Regions from separate parts of the Homo sapiens genome. Here regions 1 and 2 are each linked to region 3. Evidence: chromatin loops called from intact Hi-C (ENCODE). Cell type or tissue: A673. All regions are shown on one strand. Region 1 has its middle 120 kb from the start of SYT1. Region 2 has its middle 110 kb from the start of LINC02424. Region 3 overlaps SYT1 (synaptotagmin 1).

The links. A loop is a pair of places that touch in the nucleus more often than their neighbours do. Peaks named below come from ENCODE experiments on the same cell type or tissue, not always from the same donor. Only the 100,000 strongest peaks of a DNase experiment are listed, where the experiment ranks them.
Region 1: a loop joins it to region 3, with 2.8 times the contacts of the local background. A loop is called at or near these places in 2 of 110 quality-filtered maps.
Region 2: a loop joins it to region 3, with 2.2 times the contacts of the local background. A loop is called at or near these places in 11 of 110 quality-filtered maps.

The regions. Positions count from the first base shown.
Region 1 is chr12:78,737,545-78,742,544 of GRCh38, reverse strand. No RefSeq gene overlaps it. Among named protein-coding and RNA genes, the nearest start is that of SYT1, 120 kb to the left of the region's middle. In A673, no CTCF peak of the experiment used is centred here; DNase peaks (open chromatin) are centred at 2,274 and 2,864; H3K4me3 peaks cover 1,003 bases; H3K27ac peaks cover 4,255 bases.
Region 2 is chr12:78,467,759-78,472,758 of GRCh38, reverse strand. No RefSeq gene overlaps it. Among named protein-coding and RNA genes, the nearest start is that of LINC02424, 110 kb to the right of the region's middle. In A673, a CTCF peak has its summit at 1,994 (motif pointing left); a DNase peak (open chromatin) is centred at 1,978.
Region 3 is chr12:79,004,052-79,009,051 of GRCh38, reverse strand. The region is part of intron 2 of SYT1 (synaptotagmin 1); the gene reads right to left. All of the region lies in intron 4 of LOC105369863 (a long non-coding RNA gene), which reads left to right. Among named protein-coding and RNA genes, the nearest start is that of SYT1, 140 kb to the right of the region's middle. In A673, a CTCF peak has its summit at 2,466 (motif pointing right); no DNase peak of the experiment used is centred here; H3K27ac peaks cover 521 bases.

The DNA.
Region 1 (5,000 bases), 270 kb after region 3:
TGACTGCAGTGATGACTTTGAAACTCTTTATATGTCAGACCTGAAAGTGGAACAAAACCCTCCAAACCACTGTATCTGATTTTCACTGGTATTTCCTAGATTTCTGATTAAGGCCTTAGGTCTCCTGGTTACTGTGATGAAATAATTTTATGTCCTCAGTGATTTCTGTGTTATCAGATTGTTCCCCAGTACATATATACAGTAAAAAACCCAGAAATATATATATATATATGATATAGTAAGATATTGTATATATTTATATAGCATATATATCTTTATATATTATGTGTATATAAAATAAAATATAGTAAGATATCTTACTATATATTTTAAATTTTTAAATACACATATTTAATATATCTTATTTTATACTATATCTTACTATATATCTTATTATATCTTATTTTATATACATATATACATATAATAAAATAAATATTTTTGGGGGGGTTGTTTACTATATCTTATTTGCAGTGTCTTTTAGGTAGATTTAAAAGTTGTCTTTGGTGAAGTAAAGACAAATATTTTCAGCCAATATAAGGGGGAGATTTTGTTCTACTCTGGTGGTGTTTCTCAAAATGTGGCCTTAAGATAACTTGTTGCAAAATAACCTGGAGGTTTATTCAGAATGCAGATTCCTAGACCCAAACTCTGCCTATTAAAACAGAACATCATGGAGGGATGCCGGGGAATATAAATGTTTTAAGATATTAGGTGATTTTGAGAACTACTGTTCTCAATTTTGCTAAATTTTGAGAACTACTGTTTTAAGCATTCATCATTAACTTTTGCTATTACCTACGGTAAGTCAAGAAATAGCTAAGCCTTCTCTTCTCTTAGAAAATGTTGCTCACTCAAGTTTCTTTCTGCATAACTAAATGATAACTGTAACCCTAATTATTATGGGCTGCATGAATCACAAACAAAGTGCTTGCTTTTTAAATCCTTTAATGTTTTAAAGATTCAGCCTATGGAGCTGTTTATTTCTTCAACAAGGGCAGAGCTGTGAAAGCTGTTTTCACAGTTCTTCTAATTATACAATCACACTATCAACCATGTAGAATGAATCAATACTGCAATGTTGTTTCAGTAGACTGCTTTTGGAAGAAATGCACTGTAAAGCTAGGCCACATTGTCAATCTTAAAAGAAAACTGAATCTGGATTGAAATGAAACAGTGCTTCTCAAAATCAAATATAGAAGATTTCCTAATTTTGTCATCCTGCTATTTTCAGAGAAGGAGATAAAGAGCTTGTCAAAGACCACCCAGTATGACTTTTAATAGTCAAGTTTACTTTCTTAACATCTCAACGAATAGGTAGCATATCACATTTCTTATTCCATTGAAATCTATTTTTTTAAATAGATTTTACATTTTTTACATTTTTCATGCAAGCTGGGAGATATGAGTGAAATTGGGTCAAAATGTCCTCCTAGTCCTACTTCATCTTTCATTTTTTCAATCCCAACCTATTTTCCCTGTGATCAATCAGCGACTGTGACAGGAATAGTGCAAGAGTCAGTCAAGGTCAATATGGAAGTTCTTCAAAGGGATTTCGTGCATTTTGAAATTTGCTGAGAAATAACATTTATGAATTGATGTAGCTCACTTATTTTATGGAGCCTAGGTTACATGAAAATACTTCTGTTTAGACTGAAAAAGTTCTATCAGACTAGATGTGGTCTTTTACTTGTAATTTATCCACAACTGGTCTTTGAAGAACAAGAAATATTCCCACTTTCGTTGACTGGAATTTCAAAAACAGGAGAATTTTCAACAAAAGAGTCTATGGCACTAAAAAAGCCTAACTATGTTAGCAAATATGAGGTTTCTGTGACAATAAACACTGTTGTTTTAATGTACTACTAGTGAAATTTTGTGTGTATGCAAAACTTTTCTTGTCCAGCTATGCAAATTGCTATGTGACCATGGAATAAAACACTTTTAAGATGTATACCAAGATACTGAGCAGGGATATATGGTCTCCATGTTGAATCGTGCATTTATTAAGTGTCCACTATTCATCAAGCTCAGTGCTAGTGCTTTCTATCACTATTACGTTAAACAGCTGCACTATTCTAGTAAAGTATTATTATAAAAACTTATACATGGAGAATTGAAGGGTCACAAAGTCAGTACTTGCAGCAGAAAAAATTGGAATCTGGATCAATCCGACTTTAAAGCACACCCTTTTTCCCTGTGCTATGGCTCGAGGAACATGGATCCTGCTCTCAGTGTCACTTGCATGGTTGCTAGACCTTTGTTTCTACAGGGATCAGATCGTCTTGAGACCAAAAACCCAAGCTGACTTGTTAATTTTGCTTTCCCTTCTCTTTTTCCCCCATTCAGTATTTAGCAATTTTGTTAAACACAAAATTCTTTCAATTTTAAAATAATGATATTAAATACATTATAATTCCCATTGATTTGCAAGTCACTGGCTAGAATAACATGAAATTCATAATTAATAGCAGTAGGGAGTCTTGAAATACATTTACTTTTGTAAAAATCTTAAAACATTCTTTATCCTCTCCAACACATCTTATTAAATGTTTGGAGCAATCTTGTGTAGGCCTAAGTGATATAATTTGCATTATAAATGGCTCAGGGGTAAGGAAATCTCATTAAATCTGTTCTTATATTATTACCAATGTTATCGAATAATTTAACGTCAATGACATAATCCAGCATTGTAAGATTTAATAGAAAAACCATGTGGTCCGTCCTTCCTTCCTTCCTTCCTTCCTTTCTTCCTTCCTTCCTTCCTCCCTCCCTTCCCCGCTTCCTTTCTTCCTTGCTTCTTTTCTTTCTTCCTTCATTTTTTTCTTTCTCCTTCTCCCATCAAGATTTATTGAATGTCCACAGTGTGCTATACCTATTCTTACCAAGGACATGCAATAGTAAACAAAATAAAGTCTGTTTTTCAAGGAGCTTTCGTTCTAGTTGGATTTTACTTATACAAAAAAGAAGTGAATATCTATTTACATTTTCCCTTTTAAATTCTGCACTTTTTCAGAAAATCAGCATGCCAAAATGAGATCTGTGGGTACTCTTAATAATATTGCTGCTTGTTTTGAGACAAACTGGATGTTAATGTAATAAGGGAAAGAGTTAGATCTATTCAACTACTCTTGTATCCTCAGAACATAGCATAGTTCCTGATTTGGGGAGGATTTAATCTTTGTTACTATTCTGGAACATAGAATAGTTGGAACATAGTTGGCACACCATAAGTATATTTTGAATTAGTACTTTTATAGATATTAAGTTTTGTGTCTATAACTCATCTGAATATTTCATTATACAATATGATGTAAGTATGCTGAATGGTTTTCCAAATACCAGTTTTGCTAATACCATTTATTCAGCTATTTAGTGTATGCTCACCAATGAAAAATTTCATTATTATTTATGACCATTATTACATAATCTTTATATTCTTTGCTAAATTCATTATTCCATCTTGTTGATTTGTTTATTCTTATACAAGCATCACACTGAAACTCTCATCTTTTTCTTCTCACTTTTTACAACATATTTTGTTGTTTTATTGCATTGTCTGAAACTTTTAAGGAAAGTGGTAAAAAACTGGAGCGATAGTATGTATCTTTGTTTTATTCATGAATTTAAGATGTTTGCATCTGGGCCTGCACTTTCCAATATAATAGCCACTAGCTAATGTGATATTTACATATATATTTAAGTTACCTTAAATGCAATTTAAAATTCTTATTAACATTTCAATGGATCAACAGCCTTATTTGACGACTGCCACCGTATTGAACATTGCAGAGAACATTATCAATATTGATTTAAATTCTATTGGACAGCATTGCTATAGAATTTCACCATTAAACTTGATGCTTACTGTTGGTCCAAATGGAAAATTTTTAATCACGTTATCAGAAGTATGTTTTTGGAAACACAAGTTTATGAGTGCTTCTGAGATTAGGGAAAAGATGTTAAATTTATCAAATGATTCAAATTGATTATAACTTTTAAAAAGTCTTATAAATGTATTTGTATAATGGATTTAATAAAAATATTTTTATAAGGTTTAGTTATCCTTTTTTTCTTGAAATAAACACAACTTGTTGCATTTCATCCTGCTGCATGAAATTCTCAAGGATTTCTCCCAAGATTTTCCTTTTTTTTTTTTTTTTGAGACAGAGTCTCATTCTCTCTATCCCTTAGGCTGGAGTGCGTGGTGCAATCTCAGCTCTCTGCAACCTCCGCCTCCTGGGTTCAAGCGATTCTCCTGCTTCAGCCTCCTGAGTAGCTGGGATTACAGGCATCTGCCACCACACCCTTCTAATTTTTGTATTTTTAGTAGAGATGAGGTTTCGCCATGTTGGCTAGGATGGTCTTGAACTCCTGACCTCAGGTGATCTGCTCGCCTTGGCCTCCCAAAGTGCTGGGATTAGAGGCATAAGCCAATGTGCCCGGCAAGATTTTCCCTTCTATAAGTTATATTAAACTGTTCTTTCTTTGTATAATAACATTTTAAGCTTACATACAAAACATTTTTAGCTTTAAAATAATTTGGGGGAGGATTTAATCTTTGTTACTTTTCTGGAAATTTTCAAATACCTAAATAATTATCTATTCTAAAAATTTGGTTTGATCTATATTTTAGGCATCTGTTTATGATTAATATAAACATTTAATTTTTTTGAGTCAATTTTCATAATTTATGCTTTCCTAGATACTGTCATACTTGTTGAGATTTTTTTCAAATGTAAGTCTCTTTAAGAGTTGATGCTTGTGCTGGGTGCGGTGGCTCACACCTGTAATCCCAGCACTTTGGGAGGTAAGGCAGGTGGATCACGAGGTCAGGAGTTCGAGACCAGCCTGGCCAATATGGTGGAACTCTGTCTCTACTAAAAGTACAAAAATTAGCTGGGCGTGGTGATGCATGCCTGTAGTCCCAGCTACTTGGGAGGCTGAGGCAGAAGAATCACTTGAACCCGGGAGGCAGAGGTTTCAGTGAGCCGAGATCA
Region 2 (5,000 bases), 540 kb after region 3:
AAATAATGCAATTTGGAAGAAGAGAATTCTGAGTTAAAACTGTCTTAATTTGCAGTTTAGAGGTTTCCCTACTACTTAAATACATAATACAAATCGGTAATTCTTGCTTTAGAAAGTACTGTGCCAGCAACCTTGTTAGATAAACACTGTTTTCAATTATCTTAATTTTTTTAAAGAATGCATTGATTTAAAATTATTTAAATGGGTAGAACTGCAAGTATAAATAGAAACGTGTGGTATATATGGTATCCTATGTAGGGTATCCATTTCCCTGTTAAACTTATACTTTCAGTTTAAGTTTATTTCACATGCCCCTTAATTTTCACTTATGACCTTTGTAAGTCATCATTCACATAGTCTACCACTATTCCTAATTAGCAGTACAACTTAATTACCTAAACTTATGTCTGTTAACTTCTCCAAATTCTTAGTTATGAAAAAATTAAAACAATTTGGAGAGAATGGCCATACTCTGAGCCCCAGCCAGATGTACCTAAATCAAACATGAACACCATTTTAATATTTATTTCAAAGGTAGGAAATTAGAGGTGTGAGAGTGTGCGTTTGCAACATTTCTGTGTTGTGTTCAGGCAATTTCAGAAATGTTTTAAAGAAGGCAAAAACCAGATAAACATAAATGAAAAAATTTCTAAGTGCACACTTAATAAACATGCCATTTGAAGCCTTCAGGAAAAAGAAATTGATCTATTTTTAGTAGCTAGGCATTATTTCTTAGCCATTTGCAGATCTAATGAGCTTAAAAGTTAATCCTTCAGTTTCTTCAAAATGTTAGCACATTTAACCTAATTCACAAAATGTTCTCAGGTCTAAATCTGTCAACAGATTATTAAGAGACGCAGTGACTTTTCTTCTTGCTACTCTGATAGCATTGCTGTAACCTCTAGTGTCTTTAATAACACACAGTTTCCAGTTCATAAATACAGTACAAAACAATGCATATGCTATTTTGTTATAAAGGACACAGGCAAATGAGAGAGATGCATAAAAACAATGCATATGCTATTTTGTTATAAAGGACACAGGCAAATGAGAGAGATGCATAGGGTAAGATGTGGTAGGGAGAGTGCATGGGGCTTCCATGCCCTCTCTGGGCATGCCACCCTCACAGTACCTCTATGTGGCAACAGCTTGGGAACTCTCTAAACCCTATTGTTTAAGGTTTTTTATGGCAGTTTCATTAAGTCACTGTTTTCCTGAGTTCTGTGAACCACTCTAGCAAATTATCAAACCCAAAGAGAGGATTGTGAGAACTCCTGTTTAATAGCTTGTCAGTACGGGAGGCTCTGGACTTGTGACTGGTGAGAGAAATGAGGGTAGTTTTATGGGACTGAGCCCTTAATCTGTGGGGTCTGTGCTAACTCCAGGTAGTTAGTGTAAGAAGTGAGTTAAATTACTGGTGTCAGCTAAGAACTGGTTGGTGTGGGAACCCCTACTCATATTTGGTATCAGAAAAGTTGTGAGAGTGAGTATTAAACAATTTTTTTTCTTACTATATACAGTAACCAAAATATGAGCAAAATCCTTAGAGAATCAGAGAATAGATAATTCATCCTTGGAGAGTTAGAGAAAATATTATTGGAAAATGTATATTTGAGCTGATCAAAAAATGAGTGGGAATTTACCATGTACACAAAGGCAAAATATCATGAAAGGATGGGCAAATGGTGAGACATTCAGCTTGTCTGGCAGTAAACTGTATGGCTATGGAACAGAGTGACAGCTGACACCGAAGAGAGTAATCAAATGCTCATTGTGAAGCAACTTGAACTTCGTGATACGGAATCTGCACTTTTGACTAAAGATGGATCAGTTAGCATCCATTGGTCACAAGCTACAGAAATCTCAAGTAAAATTGTCTCATGAGGGTAACTTCATGAAACAGTTACTGAGTTCACATTGGGTTCCCAGGACTCATTCTATCTGACATCTCTGCTTTCCTTCATGATGGTTTTATCTCAGGCTCCACCTGGTGGCAAGAAAGCTGCCAGAGACCTCTAGCTATATTCTTCAAATTCTAATCCAAAAGGAAAGTGTCAATTTTCCATAGCTCTTTCAAGTGAACAGACAGCTACCATCTGCTGCAGGGCCACATCCTCCCAAGTTCTACTCTGTGCAGGATGAGAGTGCCTCTTCTCTGTAACCATATTACACAACCCAAGGTTCAGTCTGATTGCACCAATTTGAGTGACAGTCCCATCCCTGAACAAATTGCTGTGCTGGGGTGTGGGAGTGGGGAGCAGGGGGACTTTGGTCAGGACTGGCTAAATACCCACTGGAAAAAAAATGACTGTAGCTAGGGGAATTTGGTACCCTTGTTAAAAAGGCAAAAAATGGGAAATGGAATGCTGAGTGTCAGAAAAAAAATATGAGACCTTGGATTAAACCAATAAAGTTTCAAGAGGAGAAAGAAAATATAATATAAAATCATTTACTTAGAATATATTGGTCCTCAGAATTATCAGATGTGGAAGGAGAGGGAGATAGAGAGATTGATACTATTTATAGGCCACAACTGGAACTGATGTTAGAGATATTTTCAGGATATAACTCACACTTTCTCCAGATAGTCCCTGTGCTCATCAGACTCTAATGAGTAGATTCTAAATCTCTGTGAAATAATTAAAACTACTAAAATATTGATAAACTTGCACTAATACACCTGCAAATAAACTCATGGGCATACATTTTCTTAGATTCTAATCTATGTGCTCTTAATTAATGCAATGTTAATTAAAAATGTGTTTATGATACTGTTATTGCCATTATAGCTGATTTTTTAGCTGAAATATTTTTAAAAGGATATTTCTATGAGCTCTTGCAGAGAAAAATGACTCCAAATCTAATGTTCTGTTATTTGATTTTAACTATTAAAAAATCTTTGAGATAAGTTTCAACAAAGAAAATTTTAATCAAAAGGTTTTGTTAAAACTAATTCCAAAAAATTTTCTGCTTATCTACTTTTAAGAATACGAAAGATAAAATGTAAATTTTAGGGCTGATTTATCAAAGGATTCATCATAAATGGGACTTCAGTCTTGCCTACTCCATTAGGCTTTCAACTTGTTGCTCATTATTAAAGAAGATAGAATGTTTTATACACAATATGCAAGCAATTTAAATTACCTAAATGAGTCCCTTTAAGTAGCTGTCATCTCTGTCTCTGAACATTCCCCATCAGAGCAATTCCAGATCCCATTTAACTATGCTATTCAGCATTTTACTGACGCACCACTTTCATGATTATCTACACATTTAAAACTTAGTAATTCTAGACTTCAAAAAGGATAGACAACAAAAGTCAGCTTTGTAGATATTTGTTACATAAAATAAATTTGTGAGAAAGTTCTGTGTTTAAAATGTATTTGATACCTATTGGAGGGCAACTACAAGGTAGCCAGTTTTAATCATGCTTTTTAGATTCAGTAACTTAAAGGCTAACATAAGAGGGTACACCAGATGGGATACAAGATGACTCCACAGAACTAAACAATGCCTATGATATGTTGTGGGGAGCTCTAACTAGAAACAACCACTGGCCCACTAAGAAGAGACTCGCCTAGGAGGTGAACTTGACAGAGACCACCGTCTACATATACAGAGTTCTTGGCCCTCTATTAAAAAGTTTCTTCTCTGCCATTGGCTAAAGGAGAAATAATTGAATGCTCAGAGGGAGAAGTTAAGGGCTGCTCTTGGCTTGATGACATACATGCCCAGTAGTTTCACATCTCCGCTAAAATAATTACAAACATTATGACCTTGGACTTTCAGTCTCTGTGCCTCATTTGTTAAATGTGGTCAACAATGCCTCTGCCTCCAAGGGTTAAACTCAAAATATTTATCAATTAGTTAAGGCACAGGCACATACCAATCAGAAAAGAAGTGTGACCAATCAGAACAGTCTTATATGGTGAATACCAGCTTAATGTCTGCCTTCCTTTCCTCATACAATTGATATAGCAATTAAGTGAGATAGCTGTGAAAGCTATAATCGCACATTGTATCAGCAGAGACTCAAAATATTTACCTTATTCTTCTACTTCTTCCTGTTTCTTATCCTTCTTCAATGCACAAGAGTAAGATTCCAAGCACATTCTCTTATTCGCAACTGCAATGCTTTCCAAAAGTCCTAAACTTGGATAAGGCTTGAAATGTGTCTGTTCAACTCTAGGGACTACAGAGAGAAAAATTGTTGCCAGTAACATAGAGAAGTTTAAAAGTTTATCATTGGTTCTTATCTCTCTGTATGTGATTGTATGTGATCTTTTTAAATTCCCATGAATTATCACCTGAGTACTAATGATTCCCAAATCTATTCAGCCCAAGTCTCTCAAACTATGTCTTTAACAGCTCCGTTTATATCATTCATTTATTTAACAAATATATATTTAGCAACTTCTAGATGTCATGACATTGCTGGGCATTGGTTATTGGATAATGAACAAAACAATATACCCCAACCAGAACATGCCCCCAAAACCTCTTATCTTTCACAGGAATCAGTTCATTTTCCTGCCTTTCCTAACTCAGTGAATGGTAGCACCAATCAACCAGTTGCCCAAGCAAGAGTTTCAACTGATATATTCAATTCCTCCCCCTTACCGTCCAATACTCCACATAAAATCCACTTCAATCATGGAAGTGTATTCTTCAGAACAGAGTATTATCTAATGAGTACTTGTTAGGACCATCTTGCTCAATAAGAGAAAGAACATTTGTAGTTTTATACCCCTTTTAATAACTTTTTTTTGCCACTGTGTTTTATATTCAAGGGTAAAAATAAAAGCACATTTACCCAGCACACAGGAAAACTTTTCCTCTCTTCCCTCTTTTTCAGCATCCTGAAGTGTTATTGCTCTGGCCTCTGTGAACTCCATGGTACCTTTAATGATCATTTTGATATTGATTCTTCCTTGAGATGTGTTCCACAGCAGTTGTGACCTCTGACATCCCATTTTTCCATTGAAATGTATGTTTCACTC
Region 3 (5,000 bases):
GGAAGGCCACTAAATGGAACAATCATGTTCCAAGTAATCTTGGAACCATAAACATGGTTAGAGCAAAGCTAAAGTTTCTATAAATTTTACCAAAATGTTTTTCCTATAGAAGAAAATTGTTCTTGAATCATATTTTCTTTTCTAGGTAGTAGAGAAAATCAGTTCATGGAGTTTTAATTGATCCCCTGCTGTGTACTTCAAGCTATGCTAGACACGGTGTGGAGAAAAGACATGGGGGCACTTGTCCAGAAGGACATTAGGCAGGAAAACAAGGCTAGCAAAAAGCAGGAATAAGCAAAGGGAGGTGGCTGAGAAGGCATTTGGAGCACCTTACGTATCCAACATACTGCTGATTCCAGGATCCTGGAAATCATCTGTGATTCTGTTCTTTCCCTCACTCTCTACATTATCATAACCTATCTATTCTGTCTCCAAAAAGTGGTCCAAATCTAACTACTTCATATCGTTCTCACAGCCACTATTATAGTCTAAATCACTTCCATTATTCTCTTCACTCTCTTAACTCTTATCTTTTCTCCCTATAGTCAATATGCTACCCAATAGCCAGAGTAAATTTCTTGAATATATCTGGGATCATAGTATTTATCTGCTGAAAACATCTCAGTGGCTTATTATTGTAATTAGAATTAAGTCCGACCACTTGTCATGGCTTATACGATTCTACATGCTGTGGTCATGCCTATTTCATCCAATCCTCTCTTCTTCTTTTTACTAAATTCCAGCCATACACTTCTATCTGCTCCTAGAACAAACCAGAGTCACTCTTGCCTTAGGACTTTTGCACATGCTGAATCCTCTGCTTGGAGCCCTCTTCCTTCAGATATTCCAGGATGGTTGTTATTCTTTAGGTTTCAACTAAGAGGTGACCATTTCAGACAGCCTTTCTCTGACCATGCTATACAAATGGACCTTCTACTCCCAAGTCACTACTCATTATTCCCTTTTTATCTTCATGTTTCCCCTCACCACAGTAATCACTATTTATAGGCATATTGGTTATTTTCTTTTTTTTATTTCACTAGAGTATAAGTTCCTTGAGGGCAGTGATCCTGGCTAACATATTTATTACTATATCTCCAAGTGCTTCCTAAAACCAGTGCCAGACACTTAGAAAGCATTTGTAGTTGAATGCCGAATGACTGAAGGGGGCCATTACTCATACTTTTTATCCACATGCATTTCCTATCTCAGAATCTACTTCCCACATACTCTTCTGCCTTTGATGAACTTTTGCACTGAAATTATTTCATTACCTCTCTAATGAGAATTGAGCTCTCAAATCTACTATTCACCTTCTGCTCCCAAAGCCTTTTCTTGACACCTCCCAGGAAATGAAGGTTGACGTATGGGAACAAAAAAGGGTATAAGTATGATCTAGCTTTTGTCCTCCATTCCCAAATTAACCGTTCACTAACTTCTGAGTTCAAATGATCTATTAAATTAAGAAAAAGTAAATTCTAGATATTTGACATAGAGGTCCTTAAGGGCATCAAGTTCCTGCAGTACTGTTATTACCACATGATGGTTAAACAGCTTTGGTCAGGACTGATCCAGGCAATAATCTCCTAATAATGGTAATGAAGCTGACTACAAAAAAATACAATAATCACATAAAACATGCATGTTTTCACCCTCTAGGAAAATAGTTTCCATGTGCTCAATGACTAATGTGTCTTACTTTTCATTTTAAATACCCGAATAAACTAAGAGCCATGAAAGTCCAGAGGACAAGGTGGTCAACATGGCTTGGAGTACTTAACGAAGCATCACAGAGGAGGAGGGACTTGATAAAATCTTGAATTATGGATGAATTTAAACAGTTGCTATATTTAGTCATATAATTTCCCCTCACATAATTTTGAGGGGAGATTTGCTTCTCCTCTATGCCCAGTTTCTCCTGGCTGGCTGTCATGCCTGTCAGCAGCAGGAGTGGCCCTTTTGCTGAAAAATGGCCAACAAGGTAACTGTGAATAGTTTCACATTGAAAACACTTATAAACTGAAATGTTAATGGGCAGAGAGCTTAGGGGTATATTTGTAAGGATACAGACCTACTTCTTTCTTTAGAACTCTGCTAGTGGCTGGAAAAAATTTACAAAGCAAGAAATATCAGGAGCTATATATCAACCAAAGTCAATAATCAATGCAAGACATCTTAATTACCCATTAACAAACTGTGTTTCAAAGGAATTAAGTGTGATCATAATGCATTTTGCCAAAAGCATCAGCATGGCTGATAGTGGAGAAAGCAGGAACTGTGTTGCAGGATCCTCCCCTTTTCCCCCATTGCAATCAGACTTACTACGCAAAGCTCTGAAGCTTTCCGAGAATATCTTCTCACAAATATCTAACGATCCTACATAGTATATTTCAGATAACAAAACCCAAAACAAAAGAAAAAATTCACACACACAAATAAATAAAACAGATGGGACAGATGTCATTTCAGGGGCTCTCAGAAGATGGCACCAAATACTTATCCCTACTGACTGCCAAAAGATAAGAAAAGCCAAATATATATCATCATCATCATTCTTAGTAACATGACCAGTTTCTCAAGAAAAGCACCTGTTGTCTAGACCTCATTTACAGTCACTGCTGCTTCTGCTTTTTCCCCTCATAGAGCATTCCAATGACAACATATTATGGGAACCACTTCTTACATACTAGCCACTCTTTGGCCTTGGCAATTTCAGCCATACAGGAGTCACTTGATCCATTGGCTAGTCTTAACCAAGCATTCCTTTGATGACCGAATCTAATACTTTAATTCCCAAACCTGATATAAGTGATCTTCATACATGGTCACAAGTTGGCCTGCCAGAGACAGGAAATCCTGAAAGTAATGAATGCCATCATGTCCTCTCTAAGCTAAAATAGAAATTGTATTTTTAGTCAATTTCAAGATTTTGGTCCTCCCTAGAAGAAAACCTTGAATGAGAAGCCTCTCTAAACTTTTTATTCACAGTCACATCTGGTTGTTAGGAGATGAGGCCTGTGGTCTTTTGGCATCTTAAAAGGTGCACCAAACACTTTCAATGCAAAACAATTAGGGAAAAGAAATGTAGGCAAACAGAGCGCCTATCCAAATGGCAATACTCCTTTGGGTATCTGATTCTAACCCATGAGTGTTGAAGTGTTTCCATGGTGGGAAGGACAATTTGAAAATGTGAGTTTAGACTGGGGCCCTCATGACATATATACCTTCAATGGGACCAGTTCTCAACTTGAAATTACTTTTGAACTCAGTGAAAGCTTTTGGAACTCTGACAATTTTAATTCTTTTCTGGCTTGGTAATTAGTAAACTGCATGGCCAATGCTTGTTTAACTGCCTCTCTTTTCAGTCCATAACCTACATGTCTATGTAGGGGCCGTGTCTATTTAATATTAAGGACCATGTCTAGTATCTATCACTAATAATGCTATTATATATGCAAAAATAATAAAATCACTTCTGAAGGGCTTCCTATACTCAGATATCCCATTAAGTGTTTTACATATACTATCTAATTTAATACATGATTAATGTACAACAGCCCTGAGATAGACATTATTATTGGCCTGAGTTTTCCTATAAGGAAACTGTAGATGAGTGAATTAAAATTACTTGTCCTAGATCTAGAGCCAGCAAAAGGAAAACTGAGATTGCAATCCAGGTTTGTGGGACCTTAAATTCCATGTTCTTAATATCCATGGGGGGTATACTTTCTATTAATAAATATTTATATAATTGAATTTCATGATATGAATAAAATATTATCATGAAAAACATTACTAATAAATAGGTTCAGATATATTATGAGCTCATTAATACTCTCTTTCTAAAGTCTATGGCTGGCCTATAACACATGTTGGATGCACCCTTGAAATAAGGTTCTCCGCTGACTTCACATATAGCTAAGGAAAATAAAATTAGCATAGTCACAGAGAAGCCTTATTTGCTAGGACTGAAAGTGCTAAAGGAAAGTTTTACTGTGCCCACACAATAAGCATCTTTTTATAAGATGCTATCTATTATGGTTTTCAAGTTACCTTCTATGAAACCCTGGGGTTTCATACAACTAAAGTTAAGCTTCAAGTTTTTGTGTAAACTCTGCTTTGAAAGTTTGAAATTATATGAGCATATTATTCACCAAACCAATATTATTGTTTAATAGAAAGGATCTTAGAGTTAGCTATATTGATCTATCACTTATAACCATGTGACCTGGGCAAGTTACTGAATCACTTTCTGCTCCATTTCCTTTATCTAAATATGGAAATAATATTTTCTTGATAATGTTGTTGTGAAATGAAATGTGGTAAAGTACTTAAAGGAAGCTGAGACATATTAGATACAAAATATTGGTCTAGAGTCTTCTCACATCTGTATCAAAATTGCATTATTATTTTCACTCTGTATTTATGAACAATTGCTACTGTACTAATAAAATATCCAAAAGCAATTGCAACATCAAATCTTTCTTATCTTTAGCCCTAAGCCAACAAAACAAAATAGCTATTTTATTGACATTTTATTGAAATTTCATTCAAATTACTTATGCTAACTAAAGTAATTTATACAATTACTTATGCAACTAAAGAAAACGATAGTATAATAAAAATGGCAAAATTTGTGTAGAGCTCAGTAATTCCCAAGACTGTCCTCAGTGCTTCATATCCAAATCTTGGAATTGATCAGGTACATAAGAGAAGTCAGTGAGAATTAGATGAATTAGTTACATGCTATAATTACTTTAACAGAAATTGCAATTGTCATCACTTTCATATTTATAATTTGTTTTTAATAATAATATAGCATGCTTTAAAATGCCCAAGTACATTACCTTTAAGAATTTTAGACAACTGGTAGCTTCACTAATAACTGTAAATCGAATAAAATTTCAGTGAATATGAATGTTTTTTCATTATCATTTCTTATACATATAAACTAAATGTGATTACCTTTTCTTGGATAGAGTATTAGATTTTTAAAAAGG